Regions from separate parts of the Homo sapiens genome. Here regions 1, 2 and 3 are each linked to region 4. A link is a loop called in an ENCODE intact Hi-C map of the cell type or tissue named here. Cell type or tissue: HepG2. All regions are shown on one strand.

The links. Hi-C counts contacts between places; a loop is a spot of excess contacts. Peaks named below come from ENCODE experiments on the same cell type or tissue, not always from the same donor. Only the 100,000 strongest peaks of a DNase experiment are listed, where the experiment ranks them.
Region 1: a loop joins it to region 4, with 3 times the contacts of the local background. A loop is called at or near these places in 2 of 110 quality-filtered maps.
Region 2: a loop joins it to region 4, with 6 times the contacts of the local background. A loop is called at or near these places in 4 of 110 quality-filtered maps.
Region 3: a loop joins it to region 4, with 3 times the contacts of the local background. A loop is called at or near these places in 6 of 110 quality-filtered maps.

Annotation. Positions count from the first base shown.
Region 1 is chr7:104,061,289-104,069,288 of GRCh38, reverse strand. No RefSeq gene overlaps it. Among named protein-coding and RNA genes, the nearest start is that of RELN, 76 kb to the right of the region's middle. In HepG2, no CTCF peak of the experiment used is centred here; a DNase peak (open chromatin) is centred at 4,118; H3K4me3 peaks cover 795 bases.
Region 2 is chr7:104,093,336-104,101,335 of GRCh38, reverse strand. No RefSeq gene overlaps it. Among named protein-coding and RNA genes, the nearest start is that of RELN, 110 kb to the right of the region's middle. In HepG2, a CTCF peak has its summit at 4,435 (motif pointing right); a DNase peak (open chromatin) is centred at 4,445.
Region 3 is chr7:104,152,199-104,160,198 of GRCh38, reverse strand. All of the region lies in intron 12 of ORC5 (origin recognition complex subunit 5), which reads left to right. Among named protein-coding and RNA genes, the nearest start is that of ORC5, 52 kb to the left of the region's middle. In HepG2, a CTCF peak has its summit at 3,234 (motif pointing right); a DNase peak (open chromatin) is centred at 3,238.
Region 4 is chr7:103,987,141-103,995,140 of GRCh38, reverse strand. RELN (reelin) reads left to right here and starts at 5,483. Exons shown (of 65, transcript NM_005045.4): 1 at 5,483-6,010. The coding sequence starts at 5,785. In HepG2, a CTCF peak has its summit at 4,938; DNase peaks (open chromatin) are centred at 5,020, 5,430 and 7,510; H3K4me3 peaks cover 3,864 bases.

The DNA of each region.
Region 1 (8,000 bases), 74 kb before region 4:
ACTTCTGGATGATTATGGATATAGTTTTTTTGTTTGTCTTGGCCAAGACAATCTAAACAAAAATAAATCTTACTATATATTTATCCTTTCTTTCCATATTTTGTTGCCTCCTTCTGTACTAATTTCTCTTCTTGCTAGAATACATACTCAAAGTGTTTTGTGAAAGAGAGTGTTGGTGTAGTAAACTTTCTGAGACATGTATACCTGATAATATTTTTATCTCATTGTTACATTTAAGTAATAGATTAGCTGATTATAAAATTCAAGGTTGAAAGTTGTTTTCCTTTGGTACTTTAAAAAGATTATATACTTGTCTTCTATTCGGTTTTGCAGTTGAGAAATCTGATTTTCTTTTTCTTTAATGTTTTACAATTTCACTTTAATGTATTTAGGGTGGGTTTTTTTTCTCTGCCCTTTTCAGCACTATAAATCCTGCCTTTCTGAAGTTTGTGATGTTTATTCAATTCTGAGAGACTCTTGATTATTATATCTTAAAGTGTATTTTGTTTCTTTGGTTTTAATCTGCATCTGGGGCGCCACCAGATAGATACTAACTTTTCTCCAATATTTCATTCTCTTCATCTTGTCATACTTTCCCAGCACCTTCTGGAAGAGTTCCTTGGCCTAATCTTCTAGTTCATTAATTTGTTCTTTGACTGTATCTATCCTGCTGTTAAATCCATTTGTTGTGTTAATTTCCATGGCAAATGTCCTATTGGCTATTTTTCATCATTGCTTTTTTTCCACCTTGTGTTTCTGATATACCCCCTTATCCCTGAATTTTCTGATTTATTTAAGTTTTTGTCTGTTTCTTTCATTTTGCTTATTTTTGGTGCAAGTTTTTCATTATTTGCTTTTATTTTATAGTGTTTGTGCTCACAAGATATCTCATTATTTGTCCCTTGGGATTATCTGCTAACTTGGTGTTCTGGAGATCTTCTGTTTACCCCTCCAGATCCCCTCTCCATTCTTCCTACCCTGCTCAGTGCTCCTGGAGGCTGACCTGTACAAACAACATCAATAAACCCCCTTGCTCTCTGCCTTCCCATTGGATTCAGCCACTGGGGAGCTCCAGGAGGAGAATATTGGGAGAGAAGAATGTGAAGTCAAGGGTATTTATTCTCTCACTTCTCTCCTTATGCTGTCAGCTGTGTCAATGATTAAAGATCAGAATTCCATCAAGACAGGCCTCTCCAAATGGCTTCCTTTTTTTTTGATTCTGATAGTACCTACTTCTCTGTCCCCTTTCAGGCCTGTAACTAGCACTTAGATACTGTGATATGCTGACTGCCTAACTGTAAATAGTCTTATTATTAAAATGGTCCCATCGTCTCCCTGGGACCATGACTAGTATATTCAGTTAGTAATGTCTACCTGGAGAGAGGAGCAAAAACTTCTTTGACCCTGGCTACTTCTTCACCAGGTTAGTTAGGAGACAGGGAGTGTTATACCAAGTGATTCAGGGGGACTGCCTTATGGTGGAGAGGCCCTTGTGTTAAAACACAAGATTAAGCTACCCCTGTATGCATTTTCTCCACCTTCAGAGTTTAGTTTCTCTTCCCAGGAATAGCTTTTATCCAACGATACTATCATTGCTCAAACTATAGGATAGTTTGAGGAGGAGCAAGATTCTCAGGTACCTGCTAGCCCATCTACACTTTTGTTATTTGTTACTTAGCTCTGCAGCTTTGGACACTCTTAGGATATTATCCTTCTGATCCTGTGATTATAGCAGAGAAGGCAGTGATCTTCCCAGGGCAATGCTGGGGAGACAAAACAACACAACTAAAAAATTATCTGCCAGCCTATCCTCATTCAGGGCTTTAGAGAGCTTCTCATTATCTACCCTACCCTAGACCCAACTACCTTCTATTTCTCAAAGAGTTTCTCACAGTTTCTTAATTTTTAACATTTTCAGTGCCAGCTCTGAGCTTTTCATCAGCGTCTCTTAAGTTTGGTTTGGGGAAGAGAACCATAAATGGGATTCCTTGAACCTGTAATTGAACATGTTACTCAAATAGATACCTATCTTTTGGTTCACATTGACGTTAGTATTTACTAGAAACATAATGGCTTGCCCAGGAAAGCCTCCCACCTGCCATTGATTTATGGGCTGATAATAAACAATGTCAACCTACAGAGGTCATCCAATCTATTCCCCTAGAAAAGTCTGCACAGACACTATCACAAAGGGACATACAGAAGATCTCTGCCTAAGGTGAGAAAGTATCTTATGCTTATTATATCTACGACTAATTTAATATTATAATGGAAGTTTCAATGCACCAACCAGGTCCCCCTTTAGGAGTGAAGGATTTATCTGTTGGGAGTGCTGCCAGCAGAGAGCCTTCAGCTGTCAGCCCTTATGGGGAATTGCCTTAGCTAAAGATATGAGAGAGTATTATTAATATTATTACTATTGCTATCACAAGGGAGGAAGAAAGGAGGAAATTACACATAGTTTCTACTTTGGGGTAGCTCAAAGTCTTGTTAGGAAGACAATTCATAAATAAAAAGAAGTATAATTGAGAATACAAGACAATATGTGTTAAATCACAAGGATGGGCCAGCCACAGTTATGGTATTTTTGAGAATTTGGAGAAATATACATGATTTTTTTTGGTCAAGGTTAGTCATGGAAGAGTCTACATGAAGGAGGTATTTGTAAAGGATCTTGAGGTTGAATGGAATTAGCCAGGGTATATTGCAAATATGATTAATCTGGAGATTTCTTAACTCTACCAGATGTCATCTATCCTATTGCAAATAAAATGGATATGTATTTGGGAGAATTCATCCATGCAACAACCATGGGAGCAGCCAAATAATAGCTGAATACTATGTTTTTTGTTTGTTTGTTTGTTTGTTTGTTTTTGAGACGGAGTTTCACTCTTGTTGCCTAGGCTGGAGTGCAATGGCACGATCTTGGCTCACTGCAACCTCTGCCTCCCAGGCAATTCTCCTGCCTTAGCCTCTCAAGTAGCTGGAATTACAGGCATGTACCACCACACCCAGCTAATTTTTGTATTTTTTTTAGTAGAGATGGGGTTTCACCATGTTGATCAGGCTGGTCTCGAACTCCTGACCTCAGGTGATCTGCCCATCTTGGCCTCCCAAAGTGCTGGGATTACAGATGTGAGCCACTGCACCCAGCCCTGAATACTATTTTTTAAATGCCTACTCATCTTTACCTATACTATGAGATAGGTATTATTATTATTATTATTATTATTATTCCCAGCTTCCATATAAGGAAGGGAGGTACAGAATGGTTAAGTGACTTGCCCAAGATTATACAGCCAGTAGGTCCTTGTGTTGGGTTCTAAAGCCAGGAAGTTGATCTAAAGCCAGGGGCCAGAGCCTGTTCTCCTGTTTCCAAGCAGGTACTGCTTTCCTCTGGGACACCAAGGGATGACAATTGGGTTGAATTTGTTTATGAAGCAATAGCTTTGGATAAGCTACTATACTATGCCTCTGGGAAGAGGAGCTTGTTTATCATTTCTCATATTTTTTACAAATGCAGTTTTTACAGCAGCTTGAGTTATATCCTGAGTACAAGAAACAGGTGCTCATTAGACCTCCAGGCTGGTGTCTAACTTTCACTTTGCAGTTGCTGTAAGGGGTAGAGAAGATGAACAGCACTAAGTGTTTGCTATGGAAACCTGGACATTATTTATATTCATGTAGAGTCCATTAATGCAAGTTTCTTTAACTTTGTGTTTATGAAATAGGCAAATGCTTCTGGGTGTAGAAGGGCAAAAGAGAAGAAAGTAGTATATCTTTAAAACAAAAGACAAAACCCAGAAGCAATAGAAAAACATCTCCTGCTCTTTCTTTTTATGGTAGTCTTTGAAGCACATGTGCACAGATTGCCTTACCGTTTTTAGTGAAAGTTAATAAAAGACATTTATTTTGGAGATGGGACAATATGTTACCTGATGGCTGAACTATCTTGAGTTCCACCTTTGTGACTTTAATGCACAGAGAATGTGTGGTATTGTGAGATGTCTGAACAGAACTCATCCAGTTTGCACAGAGATAAATGAACTTTTACAAACATGGGGAGATCTATGTATTGATCCAAGGGATTCCTGAAGTCACTGATTCATTTTAATGACTTTTCTTTGGTTATGTGTCCACTACCATTCACTTGAGGGTAAACATGGGATCAAAGTTCTGACTCTCCCAGGATTAATAATTTTCTTCTTTATCTGCATCAAAGTTCTTTGATATACCAAAACTTTCTTTTTCAGTTGAACTTACTGTATGTTTAGATTTCAATCAATCGTAGTAAATATTGACTTGAAAGGTCATTGCTTACCTGAGAGAAAAAGGTTATCATTAGAAAAATTCCCATTTGCCAAGTTTTCACTCTACTTTCCATAAAAAAGGCTTATTTAAAAATATTATTAATTTGAGGAAAAAATGGCCAAAATTCTTTCATTGTTTTACTTTCTTATTTCAAAATATTTAGAAATAAGTATTTCCTGATTCTACATGTGTTTTATTTTTAGCACAGTTATTGTGAACATAGATTTTGGAGTCATAAAGACCTGAGCTGATCTGTGGTTCTGACATCTTTTCATTTCCCAATAATTATTGTATATATTATTGTATATGCCTAATGATTCGTTGCCTTAACCATTCTGTGCCTCTCTCCCTTATCTGGAAGTTGGCAATAATAATAATACCTATCTCATAGAGTTGTTGTAAGGATGAGGAGGCATGAGTAGAAGCTGGCAAGATACCAATCTCTATAAAAGGAGATAATGACCTACCTTTTGTGGTGGTTTCAGTTTCAAAAGATATAATCAACATAAAGAATTTAGTTAACTGGCTAGCCATATGTAGAAAGCTGAAACTGGATCCCTTCCTTACACCTTATACAAAAACTAATTCAAGATGGATTAAAGACTTAAATGTTAGACCTAAAACCATAAAATCTCTAGAAGAAAACCTAGGCAATACCATTCAGGACATAGGCATGGGCAAGTATTTCATGTCTAAAATACCAAAAGCAATGGCAACAAAAGCCAAAATTGACAAATGGGATCTAATTAAACTAAAGAGCTTCTGCACAGCAAAAGAAACTACCATCAGAGTGAACAGGCAACCTACAGAATGGGAGAAAATTTTTGCAATCTACTCATCTGACAAAGGGCTAATATTCAGAATCTACAAAGAACTCAAACAAACTTACAAGAAAAAAACAAACCACCCCATCAACAAGTGGGTGAAGGATATGAACAGACACTTCTCAAAAGAAGACATTTATGCAGCCAATAGACAATGAAAAAATGCTCATCATCCCTGGCCATCAGAGAAATGCAAATCAAAACCACAATGAGATACCATCTCACACCAGTTAGAATGGCAGTCATTAAAAAGTCAGGAAACAACAGGTGCTGGAGAGGATGTGGAGAAATAGGAACACTTTTACACTGTTGGTGGGACTGTAAGCTAGTTCAACGATTGTGGAAGACAGTGTGGCGATTCCTCAAGGATCTAGAACTAGAAATACCATTTGACCCAGCCATCCCATTACTGGGTATATACCCAAAGGATTATAAACCATGCTGCTATAAAGACACATGCACACGTATGTTTACTGCGGCACTATTCACAATAACAAAGACTTGGAACCAACCCAAATGTCCATCAGTGATAGACTGGATTAAGAAAATGTGGCACATATACACCATGGAATACTATGCAGCCATAAGAAATGATGAGTTCATGTCCTTTGTAGGGACATGGATGAAGCTGGAAACCATCATTCTCAGCAAACTATCACAAGGACAAAAAATCAAACACCGCATGTTCTCACTCATAGGTGGGAATTGAACAATGAGAACACCTGGACACAGGAAGGGGAACATTACACACCAGTGCCTGTCATTTGGTGGGGGCAGGGGGGAGGGATAGCATTAGGAGATATACCTAATGTAAATGACGAGTTAATGGGTGCAGTACACCAACATGGCACATGTATACATATGTAACAAACCTGCACGTTGTGCATATGTACCCTATAACTTAAAGTATAATAAAATAAAAATAAAATTTTAAAAATAGAGGCATAGACCAGCCGAAAAATATAAAGCTGGCCATGCTCACAAATTAAAAAAAAAAAAAAGAATTTAGTTCAGTGCCTGGCACATAAGTACTCAATAAACATTAGCTATGCTGTTGTAATATTCAAAAACCTATACATGTATGCAAATTATGGTATGTGTGTTTGCATAATCTAAAAACTTTGCTACAGATTACAGAATCCAGATGTGAGTAGGCTCAGCAGTTTTCTTAAAAGATCAGTATATCTTTAAAATCCTTGGAGATGTCATTTATATAGAGATATCAAACATTTTTTAAAAATTAAGCATGCTCACCAAGTCAGCTTGACTTTGTACTTTAAAATGTTGAATATATATATGTTCACTTTAAAATGTATATTCATAGTTTGCAATGCCCAATGTGGTTAAAAATAACATGTAAAAATAAGTAATAATTGAAATGATAATATATGCTAAATGAAAATGCACATGTGTGTGCATGTGTGCGTATAAATGTGACCATCAGTATTGCAAATAGGGAATCAGAGGCTGTCAATTAGTAGTGATGGCCTCTTTTTAGTTACTGGCAACTGGGAAAGTGCATTGCAGAATCACCTTTATATGTTTTTTCAAAATTCTGATGGCTGGGCTCCATCTAGGACTTGGTGAATCCAGATTTTCAGGAATGCAAATGGGATTCAAATAAAATATTTGTACTTTTTTTTGGAGACAGGATCTCACTCTGCTGCCCACACTGGAGTGCAGTGGCCTGATCTGGGCTCACTGCAACCTCCGCCTCCCAGGCTCAAGTGATCCTCCCACTTCTGCCTCCTGAGTAGCTGGGACTATAGGCACATGCCACCACACCTGGCTGATTTTTGTATTTTTGGTGGAGACAGTTTCACCATGCTGACTAGGCTGGTCATAAACTCCTGAGCTCAAACGATCCTCCTGCCTTGGCCTCCCAAAGTGCTTCAAGCATGAGCCACTGCATCCAGCCAATATTTGCACTTTTAATGCTGCCATCTGGCCATAAAGAACTAGAAAACTGGGGGAAATACAAGAAACTATGGTTTTCAGACATTGGCTAACAGGCCAAGCAAGAATGAGATACATGAACGAAGGCAAAAAAAAAACGAGATGAGCCTTTCAGTTGCTCCAGCTTACTGCCTGGTGGCTGTTTATAGGTCTTAGCTCAGGAAGGGGGAATCCAAACAGAGCTTAAGGGTCTCTGTCTTGGTCCATTCTTGCTGCTATACCAAAATACCTTAGAATGGATAATTTATAATCAATAAAAATTTATTTCTCATAGTTCTAGAGACTGGGAAGTCCAAGATCTAGGCACCAACAAATTCAGTATCTGGTGAAGGTCCATTGCTCACAGATGATATCTTCTTGCTACATCCTCATGTGGGGAATGGACAACAGGACTCCCTCAAGCCTGTTTATAAGGACATTAATCCCCTTCACTGTTCACAACAGCAAAGACTTGCAACCAACCCACATGTCCATCAATGATAGACCAGATCTAGAACTAGAAATACCATTTGACCCAGCCATCCCATTACTGGGTATATACCCAAAGGATGATAAATCATGCTACTATAAAGACACATGCACATGTATGTTTATTGCGGCACTATTCACAATAGTTGTGATTTTTGTTCTTTTACATTTGCTGAGGAGTGCTTTACTTCCAATTCTGTGGTCAATTTTAGAATCAGTGCGATATGGTGCTGAGAAGAATGTATATTCTGTTGATTTGGGGTGGAGAGTTCTGTAGATGTCTATTAGGTCTGCTTGGTCCAGAGCTGAGTTCAAGTCCTGGATATCCTTGTTAACCTTCTGTCTCATTGATCTGTCTAATATTGACAGTGGGGAGTTAAAGTCTCCCATTATTTTTGTGTGGGAGTATAAGTCTCTTTTTAGGTCTCTAAGGACTTGCTT
Region 2 (8,000 bases), 110 kb before region 4:
GGCCCAAAGAGAGAGGCCTCTGGCAGCTCAAGGGCAGTCAGGGAATATTACTTTACTATTGCTGCTGTAACAAATCACAAAGCTAGTGGCTTAAAGCAATTACACAGCGGTAATATTACAGCTCTGGAGGTAAGAAGTCTGGAATGGGTTTCACTGAGCTGAAGATCAATGTGTTGGCAGGCCTGAGTTCCTTCTGGAGGCTCTAGGGGAGATGGTTTCCTTGCCTTTTCCAGCTTCTAGGAGCTGTCTGCATTCCCTGCTTTAGCCCCTTCCTTCATCTACAAACCCAGGAGCATAGCGTCTTCAAATCCCTATCTCTGGCCCCACTTCTGTCATCTTCTACCTCTTCTGTCTCTTCCTTTCCCTTGTAAGAACACTTGTAATTACATTGGGCCCACCAAGATAATCCCCCTATTTAAAAATACTTAATCACATTTGTAGAGTTGCTTTTGCCATTCATGGCAACATATTCACAGGTTTAGGAGAATAGGAGGTGGATGTTTTTTGGGGAGCCATTATTATGCTAACATATGCAGACTCTCTTCTTTGTTAAGGAGAAAAGTAACTAGATTCTAATACACCCAAGTTCATCAGGCACCTACCTTGGCCAGGCTCTGTGCAGGGGATACATAAATGCATGAGACCCCACCCTTGGCTGTAGGTGCTTCCTCTAGTGAAGGAGATGACCAGGATGCACACAGCCATGTTGCGTCCTGACCAAGGAAGTGCTGAGCGGGTTCAGGAAAGGAGGCCATCCCCACTAGAGGTTCTGGGGAGGCTTCACTGCAGCTGGTTGGGATGAGTGCTGTGATAGAGGCACACAGGGTGGAGGAGTGGGAAGGCCTAGAAGAAAGATGGTGACCTGTGACTTAGGTACTGAAGAACTGGTACGATTTGAAGGGAAAATGGTGAGCAAAAACTGGAGGGGGCAAGAAATGCTTTCTTCTTCAGGAAGAGTGCAGGTGGGGTCTAGTTGGCAGAGGAGCCTCACCAAACTGGGATTCCACCACTCATGTAGCAAGATACCTTTGTCTCCTGGTTTTGATCCTACTGTACTGTTTGTTAAAGTCTTCCCTCACTCGGCTCCAGGTTAAACTGTACTCATGGATCATTCCTGCATCCTCTCTTGGCTCCTTTTACTCTTGCATTAGTCTGTTCTCAGGCTGCTAATAAAGACATACCCGAGACTGGGTAATTTATAAAGAAAAAGAGGTTTAATAAACTCACGGTTCCCCATGGCTAGGGGAGGCCTCACAATGATGGCAGATGGCAAAGGAGGAACAAAGGCACACCTTATGTGGCAGCAGGCAAGAGAGCTTGTGCAGGGGAACTGCCCTTTATAAAACCATCAGATCTCATGAGACTTATTCACTATTACCAGAACAGCACAGGAAAAACCCACCCCCATGATTCAATCACCTCCCACCTGGTCCCTCCCATGACACATGGGGATTATGGGGGCTACAGTTCAAGATGAGGTTTGGGTGAGGACACAGCCCAACCATATCAACTCTCTTTTAATTTTCCCTATTATTTCTTCTCTCATCTCCACCCTCACTGTGCTGCAACGTGGTCTTGTAAGGCTCAAGTTGCTGGGATACTTCAGTCCCTGTCTATAGGGGAGAGGCACTTCTGCATTCAGGCATTCTGTTTTCTGGGTAACTGCCCCAGTCACTGTTAGCCCAGTATTTGGTAAGAGACACTGGGTATTAAGTGAAAGGGGCTTATTCCCAGCTGTAACCACACATAAGGAATTCAGGGAAGCCACCATTATGTATTACTTTATTAGCCCTTAAGTAAGTGTTGGTGCAGTGCTCCGAGTCCAACATTTCCAAGGAGTTGGCTTTTCAAATCAGCAGAATCAAAAAGAAATGGCCATGAAAGTAAAAAGGGGTGGAAAAGGAGCAAGAGAAAAAACTGGTTGTTGGGGATCTATATTTATAGTTTGTAGCTGTGTTGTCCAACATGGCGGCCACTAGCCACATGGATATTTAAACTTAAATAAATTGAAATTAAACTAAATTAGAAATTTAGTTCCTCAGTCTTACTAGCCACAGTTCAAGTCCTTGTGCAACCTGTGGCTAGTAGCTACCTGTTGGAGGGGTAATAATAGTACATTTTCATCCCTGCATAAAGTTCTATGGAACAGCACTGATCTATAGCAATGCTCTAAACTCCCCAACACCGTCTCATAAAACCCAAAGACTCCATCATTGTCACAACCAATTGCAATGGCTTTCAAGAAGATGATGTCTGCTGAGGGTTTATGGGAGACCTGTGGAGGTGCTCCTGGCATTTAACAGGTGGGACCAGGAATGCCAGCTGTTACACAATGCTCAGAACAGTCTCATACAATGAAAAATTGTCCTAGGTCCAATAAGACTTTTGAAAGTCCTATTAATTATGACCTGAGCCTAGATCCTCACTCCATTTTACACATAAACACAAATTTTTACAAGGTTTTACCACACACTGAATTAGCCCAGAATACAACATTTGAGTTGTTTCTATAATTTGATTATTATAAATGAAACTTCTATAAGCATCTCTATAAATAAATAAATAAAAGGGCCATTGGGAAATATTAGTTATCTAAAGGGGGCCTTCATTTCATAGAGTTGGGAACCCTAATGAGGTCCTGCAAAATAGACTCTTGGCTCCTCCCTCACCTCCCTTCCTGCCGCCTTCCACCTGCTTCCTGTGCTCCATCACACTGGTCTGTTGCTCTTTCTCAAGCTCAGCAAACAGGCATGGGCTTTGGTCCTTTGCCCTAGCTCTCTCCTGGTCTGGAACACTTTTCCTGGTGGCCCATTCCCTCCTTTCACTTAGGTCTCAGCCCAAACATCAGAGAGACCTTCCCTGATTCCCCTGACTGCAATGGCACCCCCACTTTGCTCTCTAGTCCTAAGTGTTTTATTTTTCCCCAGTCTTTCTCATTATCCACCTATTCTGTATCTGACAATTTGCTTATCTGTCCCCTTGGCTCACTCAGTGGCAGCTGGGACTTTGTCTTGTTCACCACTGCACCCAGTACAGCCTTGGGGCTCAACAAATCACCCTTGAAGGAAGGAAATAATCTTGAATTTCTCAAAGCACTCAGGGCATTGTGAATACACATAGCTTGGGTAGGTTTCGGATTTTTTTTTTTTTTTTTTTTTTTTGAGACGGAGTCTCGCTCTGTCGCCCAGGCTGGAGTGCAGTGGCGCGATCTCAGCTCACTGCAAGCTCCACCTCCCGGGTTCACGCCCTTCTCCTGCCTCAGCCTCCTGAGTAGCTGGGACTACAGGCCCCCGCCACCACGCCCGGCTAATTTTTTTGTATTTTTAGTAGAGATGGGGTTTCACCGTGTTGGCCAGGATGGTCTCCATCTCCTGACCTCGTGATTCACCCGCCTCGGCCTCCCAAAGTGCTGGGATTACAGGCGTGAGCCCCCGTGCCTGGCCAGGATTTTTGTTTTGTTTTGTTTTCTAAATTTGGGAAACCATTTTCTAGGTATTCATAATGCATTCTAAAAATATGATTCCTACCACTATCAACTTTCCTTTTACTAAACAACCCAATTTTTTGAGTTACTTGTTCTCCTTGGAATTTATCTCCAGTGATGCTGCTAAAAAAGCTTGGGTTTTGATATGTTGGGTCCCAATAATAGTTTGACAGTCTCCTTACTGCTTATAACCTGCAGTTCCCTACAGAGGCCTCCTCTTCACCACAGTCTCTGCCAAGTGGTTGTCATAGCATTAATTAAACTGGAAGAATAAAGGCATTGCATGTCATTTTCTATATTGGATGCCTTCATGTTATGGACATATCTCCATGGAGAATCCTGTACATAAACTGAAAACAAATGCTTGGTAACATCACACATCCTCAGTCAGGATATTTTTCAGAAGAGAAATTACAACACGTTAAAATGTGAACTCTTTTTGCATGTATCATATTTTTAAAATATCTAGAGAAATATGAGTTTACTACTTTCTTATTTCTAAATTATATTTCAACTTCCTCCCCCAAAACATTAAATGGTCGCATCTTTTTTATGGATACAATTCTTATTATTATTGTATCCAGGCAATAGACTCAACTGCTGTGAAATAAGAGAAATACATTGTTCACTTCATTCATACGTATTGATAAAATTTTAGATTTATTTTTAGATGTCCCCAGGTATTATACTTACAAATCGTATTAAGCTTGTTGTATTTTAAGAAATGTGTTTTTTAATAAGAGTGAACATAATAAAATATAAAGAGAAGAATAAGCAACTTTGGAAAGCTAAGGCTTTATCCTCACATTCCGAAGGTCAACTCACTGGGCTTCTGGAAAACTAGAATTTGCAAGAATTCCAAAGGAAGGCTCTGGAGGTCTCCTCCAGAAAGACACTGTGGACAGCACAATTAGCAAAGTGCATAGGACAACCCTGTTAAACTGAGGGCACGAGAGGGCGGTATTGAGAGTCTGGTAAGGGAACAATTGAAGAGTGAGCTTCAAAGTCAAGCCTAGACGTGCTCCTCAGTGTGTTTCTCCAACTGTCATTACTCGCCCACCATGCCACAAGAAAAGAAATTAAAAGTAAGTGTTCCAAATTTGTATAGCAATTTGACAGAGTAGTTACATTACTATTGAACCTAACACGCATACATTATATATTATCTTTAGTTTAATTATTTTTGTATGTGTATTTTTAAATTTTGGTATTCTAGAAATTCATCATTATTGTAACATATAAAAGTCTTGCTTCATGACAGATTGAATTTTTAAAATTTCTTCACCACAGATAATTTTAGGAGTACTGGTCGAAATTGAGTTGAACTTTGTAAATAAATCCATGTCCAAGGAGTCCATTCTCAGCATACCTGAATTTAGAGCACATGAGTACAGATTGTCCTTGGTTTGTATATTAGATGCATCCTGAAAAATCTGAGCTATCAAGTTGGAGATCAGATTATTTCTAAGGTATTTTTCTATCCTGGTTATGTGATTAATTTATTCATTTAATATGTGTTGTTAAATGTTCCAGATGATTAGAATAGACTAGCGAATAAAATAACAAAAATGGAGTTTACATTCTAGTGGAAGGAAACAAAGAACAAACAATAACCATAATTAAAAGTAAATTACACAAACGTAGAGCAGTAAGTCAATGATGGAAATATAAGAGGAGTACCGGAGTACCAGAGTCGGGGTGGTGTGTGTGTCGGGGGGGATGATTTAAAATACTGTGGTAAGGGTAAGCCTCATTGCGACAACTGAATAAAAGTTTAAGGATCAAGAGACATTAGTCATGTGGCTTTATGGAGGAAGGATGGTCCAGGCTAAGAGGAGAACTGGTACAAACGTCCTGGGGTAGTGTAGCTGAGAGGATGGGGGGTCTGAGAGCAGTAAGGAGGTCAGTGGAGTAGAACAGAGTGGTCAAGGAGAGGCGAGAGATGAGGCCAGAGAGGGAATATGAGCTCAGATCTCATATTGTAAGGACTTAGATTTTTACTCTGAGTGAGCATAGGACCTGGAATACAGGAGTAGTGCTCTTTAAAAGAATCAGTGGACTGCTGTGTCTAGAATACAGTACAGAGGGGGACCTAGTTAGGAGGCTATTCCCAGTGACAGATAATGATGGCAATGGTCTTGAGTGGTAGCAGGAGGGGTGGTGAGAAGTGGATAGAGTCCAGTCATATTTTCATGGTAGAGCTAAGGGGATTTCCTTATGTAGCATATAAGAAAAAAAAGGGAAATCAATTGTTTTGGCCTCACATCTTATTTTCTACCATAACTTCAAAGATGTTCTTCCTTGGAGAAACTTTTCCATCACGTGTGAAAACCACACTGAGGAGTCTGGATTTCAAATACTAGATTGTGGCCGCCTTCGGAACAGGCACTGTGTGTTTTCCCATCTCTAACTCCAACACAAGACATGACTCCAGGTACAAAACAGGCTCTTTATGGCATAAGAAAGATGTACTTTCATTCACACACAAGATACACACATGTAATTCTCCCATACATCCTTTAAGACACTAATCAGCAAATAACCTCAGCACCCTATCATCACTTACCCTCTATTAAGTATCTCTATCAATATCTATAGGGTATTGATTCTTTTCTTTACTTTTTTCTTTTCTTTTTTTTTTTTATTTTTTTTTGAGATAGAGTCTCACTCTGTTGCCCAGGCTGGAGGGCAGTGGTGCGATCTCGGCTCACTGCAACCTCCGCCTCCCAGGTTCAAGCGATTCTCCTGCTTTAGCCTCCTGAGTAGCTGGGATTACAGGCGCGTGCCACCACGTCTGGCTGATTTTTGTATTTTTAGTAGAGACGGGGTTTCACCATGTTGGTTAGGCTGGTCTCAAACTCCCGACCTCAGGTGATCCACCTGCCTCAGCATCCCAAAGTGCTGGGATTACAAGGGTGAGCCACAGTGACCGGCCAGGGTATTCCTATTCCATGGTTTTTACCTTAGAATGGGACTTGGATATTTGAGCTGCCATATTAGTTGTTTTTTCTGATTTTGTTGGAATTCTCAACTCAAAGAAGCACAAAGAACCTCTTTAGGAAGTTCCAGACATCATAAATCAAGCTTTCCTTTTATTTAACAATAAGCACCTTAGGTCTCTAAACGAACTTGCAGCCAGTCTATTATTCAGGACTTGGATGCTGAGGTAGGCTCATTGATCCTCACACGGAATCTACATGTTGAAGAGTTGATGGGATCAGTAGGCCTTTGATCTAGCACTCCATAAGATGTATTCATTCACATGCAAATTGGAGATTTAAAATTTTAGTTTCAACCATGCCTCTTGTGAAATCTGACCTCCAAAATGCTTTTTATCACAGGGCACTGACATTGGCAAACCCTGGCATTTTATACAAGAGGATCTTCTGGTTTTAAAACAGAATCCTATCCAAGAGCTGTAAAGACACAACTTATGGAGGGAGCTGTGCCAAGCACCTACCAGGCCCTCTTCATGCATGATCTCACTGATTCCAGCTCACTACCTTTGAGGCGTGCATTACCACCCCAAATGACAGACTGAATAGGCTTCAAGGTCCCCCAGCTAGTTGATGCAGCCAGGATTTAAACTCAGATTGTTTGATGCAAAGCTCTTGGATGTTCCCCATCTCAATACTCTGCCTCTTAATATTACATAACACTTGCCAAATGATGGTCACTTTCTGTCCCTTGAAAATCTAACATCCCCTTAGGGAAAAATCCCATGAAAAGAGGTACTAGGGCTATCTCTTCCAATTTCTATAGTTTACCAACCCTGGGCATTCATCTTGTCTGGACTAAACTTCAGCCAGTGTATTTTCAGCCAAGTCTCCAATTTAGGCAGCCAATGGGTAAGACACAAAAACCACGCTGTCAGAATCAGATGAAAAAGAAATACAGGGTGGGGATTCTTGGCATAATGATGAAGCAGGAGGTCCAGATCCCTTGCTGGTGTTTTAAGTGGTCTCCTGTTGACACTGAACAGGTAGCATCCCTCTGGCAGGGGACACAAGAGCAGCTTCTTCTCAGTGGACAGGCAATCACCACAAACCACCTTTTGGGTTCTTGGAGAGAAAGATGAATTTGCTGGAGCCAAAGCAAAACAACAGAGCAAAACTACATCCGCTCCACCTCAACATCTGAAATTGAATAGTACTTGGTGGTGGTACAAGGAGCACAAAAAATATTAAATCAGCGAAACTCAATTTGATTGACTGAAGGACTCAAAGTGGAACACCAAAAAGAATTGGTTGAAATGGTTTTGCTCGTCCTCTCTGTCCGTCCTCCACCCACATCTATCCTTCCTTTTATCTATTCTTTCCACCTGCTCAACCCTCAGCCACCGGAAGTGCCATGGGCCCACTACCCATAAGAAAACTCAGTGGGAAGGCAAGTAGGTAGAGCCTGTGGGCAGCACAGGTGTAGAGGCTTAGAGCTCCTGTCTCTTCTCATCCCAGAAGCAAGGACCGGTCAGAAAGAAAGATCCAGGGCAGTTGTGGGAGGAGGATCTGCAGACTCT
Region 3 (8,000 bases), 170 kb before region 4:
ATATAATCTCAATTTTCTCAACATTGAATTTAGATAGTTTTTATAAAAGTCAGCATGTATAGAAAATTGTATCTACATTTATTGTGTTCTTGAAGAAACTCAGTTCACTCAGTTACTAGGCTACATAAATAGTTAGCTATATAGGTAGATAGCTACCTAGATAGGTAGGTAGATCACTAATGCTGATAACTTTAAAAAAGTAATTCAGTTTTAATTTGTGTTACAGGGATTTTTCCCATGTATTTTCTAAAAAAGCTTTGTCTGAAATTGGATTTTAATAAAACTTTACCTTTTATTAATAGCTTTCTACATACAACATAGGAATTTTTTGTTTTGTGTTTACTGTTGCGGTAACTCTAGATTAGCAGGTATTTTGAATTATCAGGTCTTTATTATAAGCAATGGAGCCTTACATTAAGTCAGAGAGATTAAACAACTTTTACAATATGATGCAATGAGTAAACCTTTGAGATTTAAAGCCTAGGGAAGTGAGACAGACAGTGCTTTTGAACAGAGCAGAAACATGTTTGCATCACATGTGATTGTACTTCTCAGGTGCCCACAAATTACCTGTGTGAGGGGCACAGTGAAGGATAGTACATGTTTTTTCTTTCAATGAGCTTATAACTTATTCTAGGGCATTAAAATGTATACATGAAAATACTTTTTTTTTTTTTTGGCTTTCTCTACAAGTTTATTTATTTTATTTTATTTTATTATTATTATACTTTAAGTTTTAGGGTACATGTGCACAATGTGCAGGTTAGTTACATATGTATACATGTGCCATGCTGGTGTGCTGCACCCATTAACTCGTCATTTAGCATTAGGTATATCTCCTAATGCTATCCCTCCCCCCTCCCCCCACCCCACAACAGTCCCCAGAGTGTGATGTTCCCCTTCCTGTGTCCATGTGTTCTCATTGTTCAATTCCCACCTATGAGTGAGAACATGCGGTGTTTGGTTTTTTGTCCTTGTGATAGTTTACTGAGAATGATGATTTCAAATTTCATCCATGTCCCTACAGAGGACATGAACTCATCATTTTTTATGGCTGCATAGTATTCCATGGTGTATATGTGCCACATTTTCTTAATCCAGTCTATCATTGTTGGACATTTGGGTTGGTTCCAAGTCTTTGCTATTGTGAATAGTGCCGTAATAAACGTACTTGTGCATGTGTCTTTATAACAGCGTGATTTATAGTCCTTTGGGTATATACCCAGGATTGCGATGGCTGGGTCAAATGATATTTCTAGTTCTAGATCCTGAGGAATCGCCGCACTGACTTCCACATTGGTTGAACTAGTTTACAGTCCCACCAACAGTGTAAAAGTGTTCCTATTTCTCCACATCCTCTCCAGCACCTGTTGTTTCCTGACTTTTTAATGATCGCCATTCTAACTGGTGTGAGATGGTATCTCATTGTGGTTTTGATTTGCATTTCTCTGATGGCCAGTGATGATGAGCATTTTTTCATGTGTGTTTTGGCTGCATAAATGTCTTCTTTTGAGAAGTGTCTGTTCATATCCTTCGCCCACTTTTTGATGGGGTTGTTTGTTTATTTTTTTGTAAATTTGTTTGAGTTCATTGTAGATTCTGGATATTAGCCCTTTGTTAGATGAGTAGGTTGTGAAAATTTTCTCCCATTTTGTAGGTTGCCTGTTCACTCTGATGGTAGTTTGTTTTGCTGTGCAGAAGCTCTTTAGTTTAATTAGATCCCATTTGTCAATTTTGGCTTTTGTTACCATTGCTTTTGGTGTTTTAGACATGAAGTCCTTGCCCATGCCTATGTCCTGAATGGTATTGCCTAGGTTTTCTTCTAGGGTTTTTATGGTTTTAGGTCTAACGTTTAAGTCTTTAATCCATGTTGAATTAATTTTTGTATAAGGTGTAAGGAAGGGATCCAGTTTCAGCTTTCTACATATGGCTAGCCAGTTTTCCCAGCACCATTTATTAAATACTTTCTTAAGGCTGTAAATGAATGCTAGATAGTGCTTCTGAGAAGTTTAGAGCAGAAAGAGATCAATTCTAGATTGGGCAGGTTGAAAGAGTTCACAGAAGATGAAAAATGAGGCTTGGCTGTGGAGAATGAGTAGGAGTTTTTGTTTTTTAAATATTTCTCATTTACATAAGTGATACATGTTTATTATACAGAAATGTATAAATGGGTAAATAGAGAAATAATAGTTTAAAATCACCTGATATCTTATTTCCAAAGGATAGAGTTAAGGTTAGAGATTCAGAAAGAAAGGTTAATATGATCTGAAGAAAGGTTTGAAAAGCAAGGCATACCTGTGAACTGTCACCCTGGTTTGGTTGGAATTGAATGGGGTTATATTGTAGTGGTAGTTGTCATTGTAGTTGTGATTGTAATAGTAGCATCATAGTAACACTACTGCCACCACATGCCACACCTTACTATTGGTACCTTACATATTGTTCTTTACATTCGTAGAGCATTTTCTGTTTTTAGAAATAAACTCTTCAGCAATTTTATCCTCTGGGGAAAATATATGGCAATTAAAAACAATGGGAGGCTTCTGATTTAGAGATTTACTAGCTGCTCTGAGCCATTGACTATGATGAACAATGTCCGCAGTCTTCGTGGTTATAGCAGTGCCAGTAATATTACACAGTTAAGAAAACAACTTGGCCCAAAATGTATCTTTGTCTGTTAATGAAGTTAAATTTTTTTCAAACTTGACAATTGTAGTTGCTGATCTTTTTATTCTTTATCTCTTCTAATTAACATTTTATAATCAAAATGATAAATTTGTATATTTAAAGTATTGCTATACATGAATTTAGGTGAATTTAATAGCAAGTCATTTAGGAACACAATCTTAGTTATTCTCATTGGGTATACAAAGGGTCGGGGAGTAGGTAGAGATAGATGCAACTAGTTCTAAGGAGTTGATCTTTACTTTTGCTTGGTCAGTAAAGTATCCAAGAAAATCTAATAACATATATATTGTGTTCCAGAACAAAATGTGGCAAGAATCTCATCCAAAGAGTATTTCTCCCACATGCCTTATATTTTCTTCTTCCCATTGACTCCCAGTGACCTTTTCTAGTTTTCTTCTTTCTCCTTTTATTCTTCTATCAAAATTATACTCTTAACCATGGGAATGGCAGTTTGTATTTAACCTACATACACTTAATTTTTTAAGTGAAAAACAGAAATACGTTTGTTTTCAAAGTGCTTATTTGGTACGAACACTAGATGGCAATGTTTTTGCATTCTGGCTTTAAGATGAGCCAGGCAAACAGACCTTTTACCTGTTAATACTGTCTGTGATATCTAGAGAAATTTGTTAACATATTGGGTCATTTGAATGGAAATAAACTTGCTGAAAAATGTAATTATAAACATGTATGTGTGTATTTACACTTTTATGAAAATGTAAATAAAATTGGCAATGAATTATATTTCGTACCTGGAGGTAAATTGCTTTTTATTAGTTATAATGTGTCTATATGAGATGATCATGTATTATTTTTGTATTCACCTGTTTTAAGAATTTATTTTATAGTGATATGCTATTTTTATAGCTGGATTTACTGACTAAATAATTGTTTAAACTTATTTTGTGTATAAATTGATCATGTATGATATAGACATTCAGAATTCTCCTGAAGCAAAAGTTTATTTCCATTGTATTTCAAATCTAATCTATTCTATAATGAAGTTATAAAAATAGTAACTCAAGGACTCTTTAAAGTTTATTAAAATTCCAATTGAGAATAATAAATTTATAATAGTACTAGCAGCAATATTGTATTGTAGTTGGCATTATTCTGAATTTCTTCATTCTCTATTGAATTTTAAATAAAATTCTATTCATTAGTCTCACAAGTAAGTGAAGAGAATAGTAGCACATTTAACATTTTATGTTAATGTTCAGATTTATTGAACTTAAATATGACTTTAAATTTTTTTTTAGATTATTATTTTAGTCTTACCTGGTTTTTACCTTTAGTACAATTTTGCAGTCATTATCTTGGGTCATTTTTAAAATTTTCATTCCAGTAAGATAAATGTAGCCCTTCTATGTATGCCTGAACTTCATGGGTGACAAAGCATTAATTCTGGTATTTCATTCTTTTCTCCTTTCCTTTCTGCTCTCATCATAAGATAGAATGGAATACATGCAGTAAATGGGTAAAGTTTATAGGTATTCTTTCTAAATTTTTAATTTGATCAGTTATGATTTTGAAGACCATTTGTCAGCTTTTAAAGAAATAGTATTGTCTTTTTTTCCAGAAATATATTAAAGCCAAGTTATGCTTTTTAATTCTTTTTTTCTTAAAAGAAAAAAATATGGGAATTTCCGAATTATCTGTTTCATTCTTTTTATAGTTCTATGTCTCCTCTTACTCATTCTTACCTCCCCTACCCAAATACTCTTGTAGTTAGGTCAGAGCAATAGGAGTACAGTTCTTTAAGATTATCAGAGATACCACTTATTTTAAAATCTCAAAGCCATATTGCTTTATTTTTTTCCCAGAGAATAAAATTGCTGGAGAGTTTATTTCTAAAATCATTGGTATAGGTTTCTAAAGTGACTTGTAAAAGGAATATGTTTTAATTTTCATTGATCTGCTTCGATCAATTTGCATTTTGGAAAATAATTTTTGAAAGTAGTTTACTATAATTCTGCCATTTAAAAGGTTTTATTTTAATAATATTACTATATTATAAAATAATGTATTCTGAATTAATACCAAGAAACAGCTGAAAGATTAGAAAAGGAGCATAGTTCTTTTTAAAAAATAGTTCTGTGTACCATATTGACAAGTTGGATTTTTCCATAATTAATACCTAATTTCTGAGTGGTTTCATACTTAGTTGTACATAATAAAAAATTTAGAGTGTTTTTGCAAATTTATTTTCATTTATAAGAACATAAACATTTTGTAGCATAGTTTAATATACAAATATATACCTTTTCTGTTTGTACCTTCTCTGCTTATGAACTCATGTCATGATACTATGGATACACTTGGAGTTATTTGTTACATCGATTTAACTTATTGGTCATGAATCAACAATCGTTTCTTACGGAGGTTTTATTTATTGTAATAGCATTTAGACAACCTTACTACTCATTTAGGTGTTGTTTTATAAGATATGTAGGATATATCCAAACCAATTGTTTTTCTCAAATGAATTTATCATCAGTCAGAAAGCAGAATGATAATTTAGTTGTTTCATCTATGAAAATTTTTTTTTTAGCAAATACTTCATCTGTAATTCACCATAGCTGTAGGAAGATGTTTTTGCTATACTGTACTTGTTAAGGTAGCTAACGTTTTATTACACCAAAAATAGATTTTGGCATATTTCTTCAAATACAGGTAGATATGTGGTAAATTTATATAGTTTTCAGTTTTCTAAAGAGGAGACGTTGTTAATTTTTATTTAATTCTAAAACGTTTATAAATAAAAATATTTTAATCTAATTCACATTTCAAGTTCAAAGTCAGTGTTTATTTTTTTTCCATGGTTGGAATTAAATTTATCTTTCTCTGCTTAAAATTTCATTTAACAAATATTTACTAAGTGTCTACTATGTTTCAGGCATTGTCTTGGATAAAGAGAATACAGAAATGAAGATGTGTCTGTGGATTCCACAGCCCTTCATTTGTGCTGGTGCAGCCACCAGATTCTATTTTATATGTTTAGAGTTAATGGTGTATATATGTATTTACTGTGAAGACATATATGTGCTGAAGGAACTAATACTTAAATACTTAAAGTGAATACTAATAAGTACTTAAAGTGAATAAATAAGAGTTTTTTACTTAAGTAGTTCTTAATATTTTATAACTTAGATATTTAAGTGTTTTCTACTGAGTCATAACAAACCTGTTTGTTGAATATTTCCTTCTGACATGCCTTGAACTTAGTGTTTGAAGCAATGATTGATATTTATAACTAAATTTTGTTAATACCCAATTAAATTTAGTTATGACATTGGTGTCAGACAATCTCAAGACTTGGAACTTAAGTTATGGAGAAGTAATCAGTATATTGTATATGGCCTAGTATATACAGTCTGAGTGGCTTTTCTTAAAAAGTTACATGGCTATATTTGAAATACTTCATAATGGAAAATTATACTCATGTCCTTTTTTAATATACATTATTTCAAACTGCTTTTATAGATTTTTAACCAAAAGCACTTTAAATAAATTTTATGAAGACTTTATGATAAAATTTCTTTACCTTAAAAGTTAATTTGCATATTACATAATATTTATATTTCTACAAAAAGTAGCTACATTCATTAAACGCTAGTCAGATAACACTAGAAATCTAGTAGATAAAAATATCTAATCCATTTATTGATCAGGTAACAATTTGAATTTTGTAGACATAAAGAGTAACATCCTAAAATCTAGCTGTAAGATATTTATATAAATTGATTTGAGTGTGGGCATTATCTTTATAGACATTAAACTTGGTGACTAAAAGGGACAGTTTTCCTTAAAATTCCATGGATACTAAATTATTAGAAACGTGAAGAGCTCTTCCTTTGCAATTTCTCTGCATTTCATTTGTCCTGTGCCAGCATTCCAGTGTTTCTGTAATATTTGACTGTAATGCTTGATGCTATTAAGGTAAGTTATGTAAATCATAGAAAATAGCTTGAATGCTAACATTTCCTAATAATCTTACTATGTTTTTTTCTTAACAACAACTGAGATTGTGAGACATTGCATTCCAAGATGGTAAAGGAGCCTTACTTAATGCCTACTTCGCTGATGAAGAGGTCAGCAGGGATGCTATTTAATAGAGGCCGGCTCTTTTCTAGATTCTAAGAGCATCACCGCCATGATGCTCAGTCTCCACTGGTGCAGTAAATGAGATTCTCAAATCTCCTACTACCCCTGGTGTGGACATATTACTGTTCTGCCATCAGACCACTCTGCAGTAGATACCTACTTCAGGAGATTTTTTAAAAAACTGCTTTGGGATGTTTCATGTTTGCAAAGAGTAAAGTTAACCTATGATTTTTACTAGCTGTACTACTGTTGTAAGGAATACCAGTATTAATTATTACCAAGGATACTAAAAAGCACAGCATATTTTATTTTACTGCGCAGGGATAAAAGATTGTTTTTCTTGTTCTCATATGTAAAAGAACAGTGTTTTCCCCTGCTATTTTCTTATCTTCTCTAAATCTGCCATTAAATTTCTTAGTGTAATCACTTTGCCTTTGTGAATGTATAATTGCAGCAGTGGGCATTTTTACTGAACTCTAGAAAAATGAAACCAGTGCCTAAGGGTGACATATAAAAAACTGCCTAAGGGATTTAAAAAATTGCATAAATTATGCTTTCTACTTTTGTATAAAATAATACATTGGTACTTTATTTTTGTGGGCAATATTTTATAACTACCTTTCTCAAAGATTAGTGTTACTTCCAATAAGTTTACTAAATGTATATCCTTTATTCACATTTTTGGGGGAAATATATTAAACCCCAATAAATTTTATTTAACTTGGCAGATTTTTAGCTGACAACACACAAAAAAGTTTGTATGGATATGTGCTTGCAAATGCATGTTTAAGAGATTCCATACTACTAATATATAGTGACTATATAGGCAAATTTGTGCATTAGATAGAACTTAATGACTAGATTGTTTAAATGAGAAGAGTTTTAATAAGAACAGATAGGAGATAAATGATTTAGAAAAAAATCTTCGTTGTGGAAATGTGTGGTACATTTAAAAATACTTCTGGCTGGGCATGATGGGTCATGCCTGTAATCCCAGCGCTTTGAGAGACTGGGGTAGGAGGATCATTTGCACCCAGGAGTTCGAGACCTGCCTGGGCAACATAGTGAGACCCTGTATCTACAATAAATAAATTAGCTGCGTGTGGTGGTGCGTGATTGTAATCCCAGCCACTCTGAAGGCTGAGGTGGGAGGATCACTTGAGTCAGGAGGTCAAGACTACAGTGGGCTGTGATTGTACCACTGCACT
Region 4 (8,000 bases):
CTGTAATACTGTGCTGTAGACAATAACATTAAAATATTGTGTTGGATATTATTTAAACCCTGGAGAAAAAGTATTAGAAAATGTTTCTTCAACTTATTTTGGCATTCTTCAACTCTTTCCTTTAATTATTCATTCAGATCATGTTACTTCCTGACCCAAGTCTCCCCAGCACATTAATGTGATCTAGTCTCTGCCTGCTTCTCTGACCTCATCTCGTACCCATACCACTCTTTCCTTTTCTTTCATTTTACTTACTTTATGACGATGGTGATTTTTTAGAGACAGGGTCTCACTCTGTTGCCCAGGCTGGAATACAGTGATGCAATCATAGTTCACTGCAACCTTGAACTCCTGGGCTCAGGCAATCCTCCTACTTCAGCCTCCCAAGTAGCTGGGACTACAAGCATGCACCCCCATGCCTGGCTAATTTTAAAATCTTTTGTAGAAATAGGGTCTCGCTATGTTTCTCAGGCCAGCCTCAGACTCCTGGCCTCAAGTGATCCTCCTGCCTCAGCCTCCCAAAGTGCTGGGATTACAGGCATGAGCCACTGTGCCCAGCCTCACTCTTCCCTTTTCTTGCTATCTTTCCTAAGCCTTGGACATCTCAAGCATAGCCCTGCTTCAGGGCCTTTATATTATCTGATCTCTCCAGCTGAACTGCTCTTTCCCCCACATGTTAACATGATGGACTCTTCCGTATTAATGAAGTGTTAGCTCCAATTACACTCTTTCAGAGAAGCTTTCCCTGACTCTCCAATCTACAGTAGCCTCCCTGCCCTAGACACTCTCTACCACATCATCTGGTTTTATTTCTTCATAGCATTTACCAGTGTCAGAAATAATCTTGTTTATTGTATGAGTTTACTGTCTGTCCCCAGCACTAGATTGTAGATGCCAAACGGGTGGGCACTGTATTAGCTTTATTCACTGAGTCCACTGCATCCAGCAGTTTGGCACATAGGAGGTGTCTGATAAATACTGATTGAATGAATGTGTTGGTGACTGGGCATTCATTCACATTTTCAATGTAGAACAGTGCTGTCTAATAGGACTTTCTGCAGTAATGGGATAATCTGTAAGTCTGCACTTACTGTCCAGTACAGACAGTGCAGCCTTACAGATTATCCCATTACTAGCCACCCTTAGCTATTGGATACTGGAAATGTGGTTAATGTGACTGAAGAACTTATTTTTAAATTTAATTTGATTTGAATTTAAATAGCTACCTGGGGACTAGGACACTATATCGGATAGTGCTGGTCTAGAGGACATAATTTAGGATGAGGGATCAGGAAAGATCTCTCAGATGCAAAAATGTGTGAGAGAAGACTTGGAGCATGAGTTGCTATAGCCAAGTAAGAAGTGAGGTGAGGGAGAGGAGGGTGGAAGATGTGTGGTTAGGCCACAGGAAACAGGAAGGGCATTCCAGAGAGAAGCAGGGGCAGGGAAAATCCCAGGAAGTGGAGAAACTTTAAAAAAAGGGATTTTTAGTGTTGAGGAATCAGATTCTGTTTCAGAAATCTTACAATATAATGACTTTGTGTTGTCCCATAGTTTATCTCATCATGGTATTTCAATCTGGGGTGGCAATAAGTAACATGTTCCGGCAGGACGTACGTAACAGAGCCAACTCCCTAATATCCCACCTTTCTCAGTGCAATTTCATTTGCAAAAGGCTTACTGATCTTTAGGGTCTATTTTTGTGTGTTTTTTTTTTTGATTTTTGTTTTTTGCTTAGGAGCCTCAATTTTATCATACAGTACCATGTCTTATGAGTAATAGATTTTATAAGTTTATTAGCTGCTATTGGGTTTGCTCTCATGTGGCCTTTTATTACCATTTTAGAGTCTAATAAGTCAACTGATTTCAGTTTGTTCACCCTCTTCATATTTATATTTACATATTTTTTGATTTTATAAACTTTGTTTGATTTTTACATGGTAAATAAGAATAGTGACTCACTTTCCCACATATACCAAAATGTTTAATGCTTCATCTCAAAAAATATCAATGGAAGGCAGATGAGTGAATTCTTGCAACCTTAAAATATAATTTAATGTCTTCTTTGTATTTCATATGGATGAATCACCTCCCAATAATTTAAAAGCTATGTATCTGATATATGTATATATATACATGTATATATAGAGAGATATAGCAGATATATATATATATATATATACACACACATAGCAAATATATATATATATATGAATTTAATTCCCATCGTGTTATGATTATTCAAATACTGGGCAATAATTTCCACTTATCAAGAAGAAGTGGATTTATCTTCTAAGAATACTTAGTTTAATTCTTTTGGTAGACTAATTACTATTTCAAAACTCTTTTAATTAAAAATAAATCTCATTCCATTTTAAACTCCCTTTCCCACAAGCCTATTCATTTTCACCTGACATCACCTTTTATTTTTTGCAGATGTTTTTGATGTAAACCATTTTTTCTGGAAAAGCACTTCTCTATTTTTCTATTAGTTCGGAAGGTTTTTGGATTTTGCAGACCCAATATTCTTGGAGATACTTATTATGGCTCACTAAATAGAAACGAGGTGTAAGGGTTAGCACACGAATTGGGAAACAGGAAGTTTTGCTATCTAACCTGGGTTTCCACCTTATTGCGTGATTTCAAGTAAGTTGCTCACTAAGAAGATGCTACTCTCGGTTCAATGGATTTTATATATGATTTATGTATTTTTCTGATTTTCTAAAGGTTATTTAAAAGTTTTTAATGACTAGTTGAACTGGCCTAATCAAAAAAAGTGTCAGAGATGAAACAAATATGAACTTGAGCCTCTACAAGGTATTCATGTTAGTTCTAAGGACTGCAGACTGGAGTGTACCAACTTTTACTCCCCTCTTGACCAGCTCAACACCACTCAGGACATTATTTAAAAACAGTCTTTGTGTCTGTTACTGAACAACTGCAGGGCTGTAGCCAGAAATATGAGCTTGCTTCATGGCTAACAGTATAAAAGTTATTCAAATGTAATAGCAAAGCAAAGTGGTAAAAATTAAGGAAGCACAATAAAGGGGAAGATTGAAAAATAAACTTGGTCACATAAATTGAATGTTAAGAAAGCCATGTCGAGAGATACGAGAAAGAATATTTCTCTGAGAGTGCACTACACAATGGAAAGAAGGGGACTTCCTGGGAATTGAGGACCTTATATGAATTAAATTCCAATCATGTCCTGGACCAAGTGTCAGCGCTTACTAAAGACAGTTTATTTAAGCAGCGACCTTGGCATCAAGCATGGCCAGACTTGATCCCAAGCTCCTTTAACTTCTATGAATCTCAACTTTCTTCTCTTTAAAAATGAAGATAATTATACCTACTTTGCAGGCTAATATAAGGATTAAATGAGGTATTCTGACACTGGATGAAGAATAATTATTCCCCCATCCCTCTAACAACACCAACATGCATTCTTTAGAGGCGATTTGCAGTGGTTAGTGTGTCAAAATCAGACTGCCTGGGTTCAAGTCACAGCACTCACTAGCTGTGTGACCTTGGACAAGTTACTTAACCTCCCTGTGCTGTTTCATCATAGTAAAATGAAGCTATCAATGGTACTTTTCCCACAGTATTGTTATGAGGAATAAGGGAGTTAGTATGTATAGTACTTAGGACGGTGCTCAGTGCATAGTAACTAAACATTTTAAAAGTGTAAGCCAAAAACATTAAATAGTTTTGGATTCTTTCTACAAGTGATTAATTTTGTCTTTGGCTATATTCACATGACTGGACAGGAAGGCAGTAACAGCCTTGTTAGCTGTGGGCGAGTATCTCCTAATTCTGTTTGGGGCAACACCACCTGCTCCAGCTAGGGCTGTCGACTGTGGCAGGGCAGTGCAGGACAAGAGCCTCTGAGGCCAGCCAGTCTGCCCTGCATCCAGCCTTTGTCACTGACTTTGGGCAAGTTATCAACATTTCTGAGTGCCTCCTCCCTTGTGAAATAGGGATATTTTTTGCCTCTCCAGTTGGTGTTAGGATTAAAAAGCTAAAGTACGTCTAGCCCCACAGCCTGCACCCCGCAGAGCTACAGTGTAGCAATTGTTACCACATCATATATATATATATGCACATACATATATGTATACACTGTATATTATTTATATGGCAGTTAAGCCTCTGGGGATTTTGAAGTAAGGGAAACAAGAAGCCAGCTAGAAATGGGCCCTTTCTACCTGTCATTCGGTCTCAGTAAGAGGAAGAAAAACAATTTCTTCCTTTTGCAACGAAGTGATTACAGAGGTCTCCCCTTGGACCCTGATTTTCACCGCCCCTCGCCCCACAAATGCAGGCAAAGGCACTATCCCTTCCAATTTTATAATCTACTCATTTCTGTACGTGCGGGTTTATCTGGCTTGGTGGCAAGCCAAGGGTGGGTGGGGAGAGGCATTAAAACCTGGCAACCCCGCTCCCCCATCTCCGGATGCCGCAGGGCTCCTGCCAGCCGTCCTCGGTTAAAAACGTGCTTATGGATTATTTCACTTCCCTGCAGTTCATGTGCAGCCGCTCATTACCACCCGCTTCAATCACCGCTGCCAGCATCTCCCCTGAACGTTTTTCCCTCCCCCGATTTCAGGGCCATTGGTCATAACCGACATTTAAAGGAAATAAACACTGATTTAAAAAATTACAACACCCATCTCTGCCTGAAGAGCCCAGAAGCAATGAATAACAGAACAGTCCGGCGAAGAGAGCCTGTCGGATCTTAGCTCCGCCAGCCCTTCCTGCCTTACAATTCCCCACAACCGAGCAGCACAAATCACCATTTCCAGGCACCACTCGAGTCTGCCAATTCCACTTTCGCTTAATCTCATTTTAAAATCCTCTACAGATGAGGCTCTGTCGCTGCCGCGAGGGGCCGGGCGGCCGCGGCGGGAGGGACAGGGGGCCTGGGTGGGAAGGGAGCGCGAGGGCCCCTAGCGGTTCGCGGCCTCGGGCGGATTCCCAGAACGAGTGCGGGCCGCCCGGACTGGCAGACTGCGAGCCCCGAGGGGCGCGGGACGCAGCCGGCTCAGACAAAGAAACCGGCGCCAGCGGCCGTCCCTGCCGCCCCTCTCCTTCCCTCACGCATCCTCCCAGGAAAAACAGGGCACACTGACGGCCAAAGGGGCTGGCCTTCCCCTTCAGACAGCTGGACGGGAGGTGCCCTCTGCGGGGCTTTGACGTCCCTCGCAGAAGAGTCGCGGGCTCAGCGGTCCTCGACAGCGTCCCCGTCCCGCTCCCCGGCGGGCGCCCCTCCCTGTCCTCCCGGGTGCGAACCGGGCGCTGGCCGGGGACTCCGGGGACGCGTGCGCCCCTCGCCGCGCGAGGTGCCGCCGAGCCAGCCCGAGAGGGCGGGGGGCGGGCGGGGCGGCGCGCGGGGGCGGGGGAGCGGCCGGGACACGTGTGGCGGCGGCGGGGGGGACGCGGCGCCCGGGGCTTTAAGAAGGTGTGGAGCGGGGCGGGCGCTTTCCCAGGCCTGGCCGAGGGGCGTCGCGCAGAGGCGGCGGCGGCGCACGGAGGCGGCAGACGACGCGCTCTCGGCGCCCGCAGCCCCGGTCCCGCGCTCCCGCGGCCCAAAGTAACTTTGGGAGCCGCCGTCTCCCGCGGAACTTCTCGGCGGGGGCCCGCTCCCAGGCCCGCTCCCGAGCCCGTTCCGCTCCCGTCCGCCTTCTTCTCGCCTTCTCTCCGCGTGGCTCCTCCGTCCCGGCGTCTCCAAAACTGAATGAGCGAGCGGCGCGTAGGGCGCGCGGCGGCGGCGGCGGCGGCGGCGGCATGGAGCGCAGTGGCTGGGCCCGGCAGACTTTCCTCCTAGCGCTGTTGCTGGGGGCGACGCTGAGGGCGCGCGCGGCGGCTGGCTATTACCCCCGCTTTTCGCCCTTCTTTTTCCTGTGCACCCACCACGGGGAGCTGGAAGGGGATGGGGAGCAGGGCGAGGTGCTCATTTCCCTGCATATTGCGGGCAACCCCACCTACTACGTTCCGGGACAAGAATACCATGGTAGGTACCGCAGCACCTCCGCGCTCGCCGCCGCCGGGTGCGCCCGCCAGCGCACCTTTCTCATCCCTTTCCTTCTTCCAAGGGGCCTTGGAAACAAGAACCATGACAACCCTGGCCCCAGCGATGCGCTTGGTCCAGGGAGCGAGAATAAAGTTAGTGGAGAATGGAGTCACAAGTTGGGATTCATTCTCCATGTCCCCACTCCCCGAACGCATCTCCTGGTAATGAGCTGGTGCTTGTGCTAAACGCCTGAGAATTCTTGGAGGCCGGTGTCTTTCCCCCTCACTCCCCGTACTTACCGCAGGCACTTTAAATTGAACCTGCGCATTTTGTTTCTTTACTCCTAGGACTTGGATTTCAGACCTTTGTCCTGCTCCCGGTCCCCCCAGATGGGTCCCCGGGGGGGCGTTGGGGGCTGTCGCTGGGCTTTGCGGGCAGGCTGGTGACAGATTGAAGCGCCCAGGTCTGTGGCTGCCCCGCGCCGCTCGACCGCAAAGTTCCCGCTGCTCACCAGCCAGGAGTCCCTGGCATTTCATTCAGTGTCATACAGCCCTCCTGAAAGGGAGCGGCTGCTTCCAGCTCCCTATTCTTTTGAAAGTGTGATTTAATATGTCAGTAATTGATGATTTTTCTGATTCCTGCCTTACTTTTACATGGTGCTTCTTGTTAGAATTATCTTTGTGATGTTTATTAATGACTTTGTATTTTATCTGCACAGCTTTAATTTCCAGGTAGAGGCTGGAATCCCTTATAATTTAGAGGTATCTTAAAAATGGAATCATTATGCAGCCCTGCATCAAAAATAAACATTACAGAAGAAATAAAATTTAGCTCCAAGAAATATAATATTATGTAGTACATGTATTTTAAGCTAGTACATCGAGTATGTGGAAAAATAAAAAATGTCTCTTTTCTGTATTTCTTCTGGGACTTCTGAACATTTCATGCCTATAGAGCTTTTAAGCAGCGACAGGCACTATTTAATTAGAATTTCAACCCCAAAATATTTATACCCAACCAAATAGAAACCATTGTCCAGTAGGCTCCTGTTAATAGTTTCTATCTCTAATAGGCTAACAATCATTGGCATGGCGGGAGATAATCTACGGGGTGCTAGCACTTAAGATAGACAAGCATTTAAAAATTGTAAGAATCCTTAAGATTTTTCTGTTTTTAAAAAAACCTTGATATCTATTATAAAATATTTAGCCTAAATAAACGTCTCCTAGAGGTTTTAAACAGTGCTTTTACAACTTCCTTGTGGCATGGTGGCAGCCTTGTCTGTAAAGCAGAAGTTTAATTTGGTGGAATTTTAGAAATAATTTTGGAAAATTAATGTTCTGTAACTAGTCCCTTTTTAGATAAAAGTGCTTACTACGCCCTCTTCCCAAGAACAATCTAGTGCTTTTCTGAGATAATGAGAATCTTTAAGTGGAAGGAGCAGCTACTGTGATGGCAACCAGACCTAACCCAAAGCCTGATTGACAGCCTGCTGCTCCGTGCGACTCTTAGCAAAAGTTCTTGCCCGGTATGATCTCTCAGTGAGAACGGTGGGTAAGTGAGTGAGGCTGGTCTCAAAGGCGTGACTGTCAGGTTATGATGGAAGACCATGTGATGATACAAAGCTTTATTATTATTTTTTCTGTTTTCCACATCCTTTGGAAGGTCTCGATATTGAAAACTTAACTAAAAACACCAAAATATCATACACCCTTTGGTTTTGCTCCCTTGCACCCTTGAATAGCAAATGCAAGTCACCTTAAGACTCACCATAATCACATATCTAAGTCTGAAAAGGAATGGATAACATAGAGTAGAAATAAAGTGTAAATACTTCAAGTTGGACATTGCGGAGGAGAATCTCAATTTCCACCTCTTTTCCACCACCAGAAAAGGTAGAGAAATTGTATTATGTAAGTTATGAAAGGTCAAATTATTATAAGCTTTGAGAATTGTGTCAGATTTTAAATTTCTGTTATCTATTTTATTA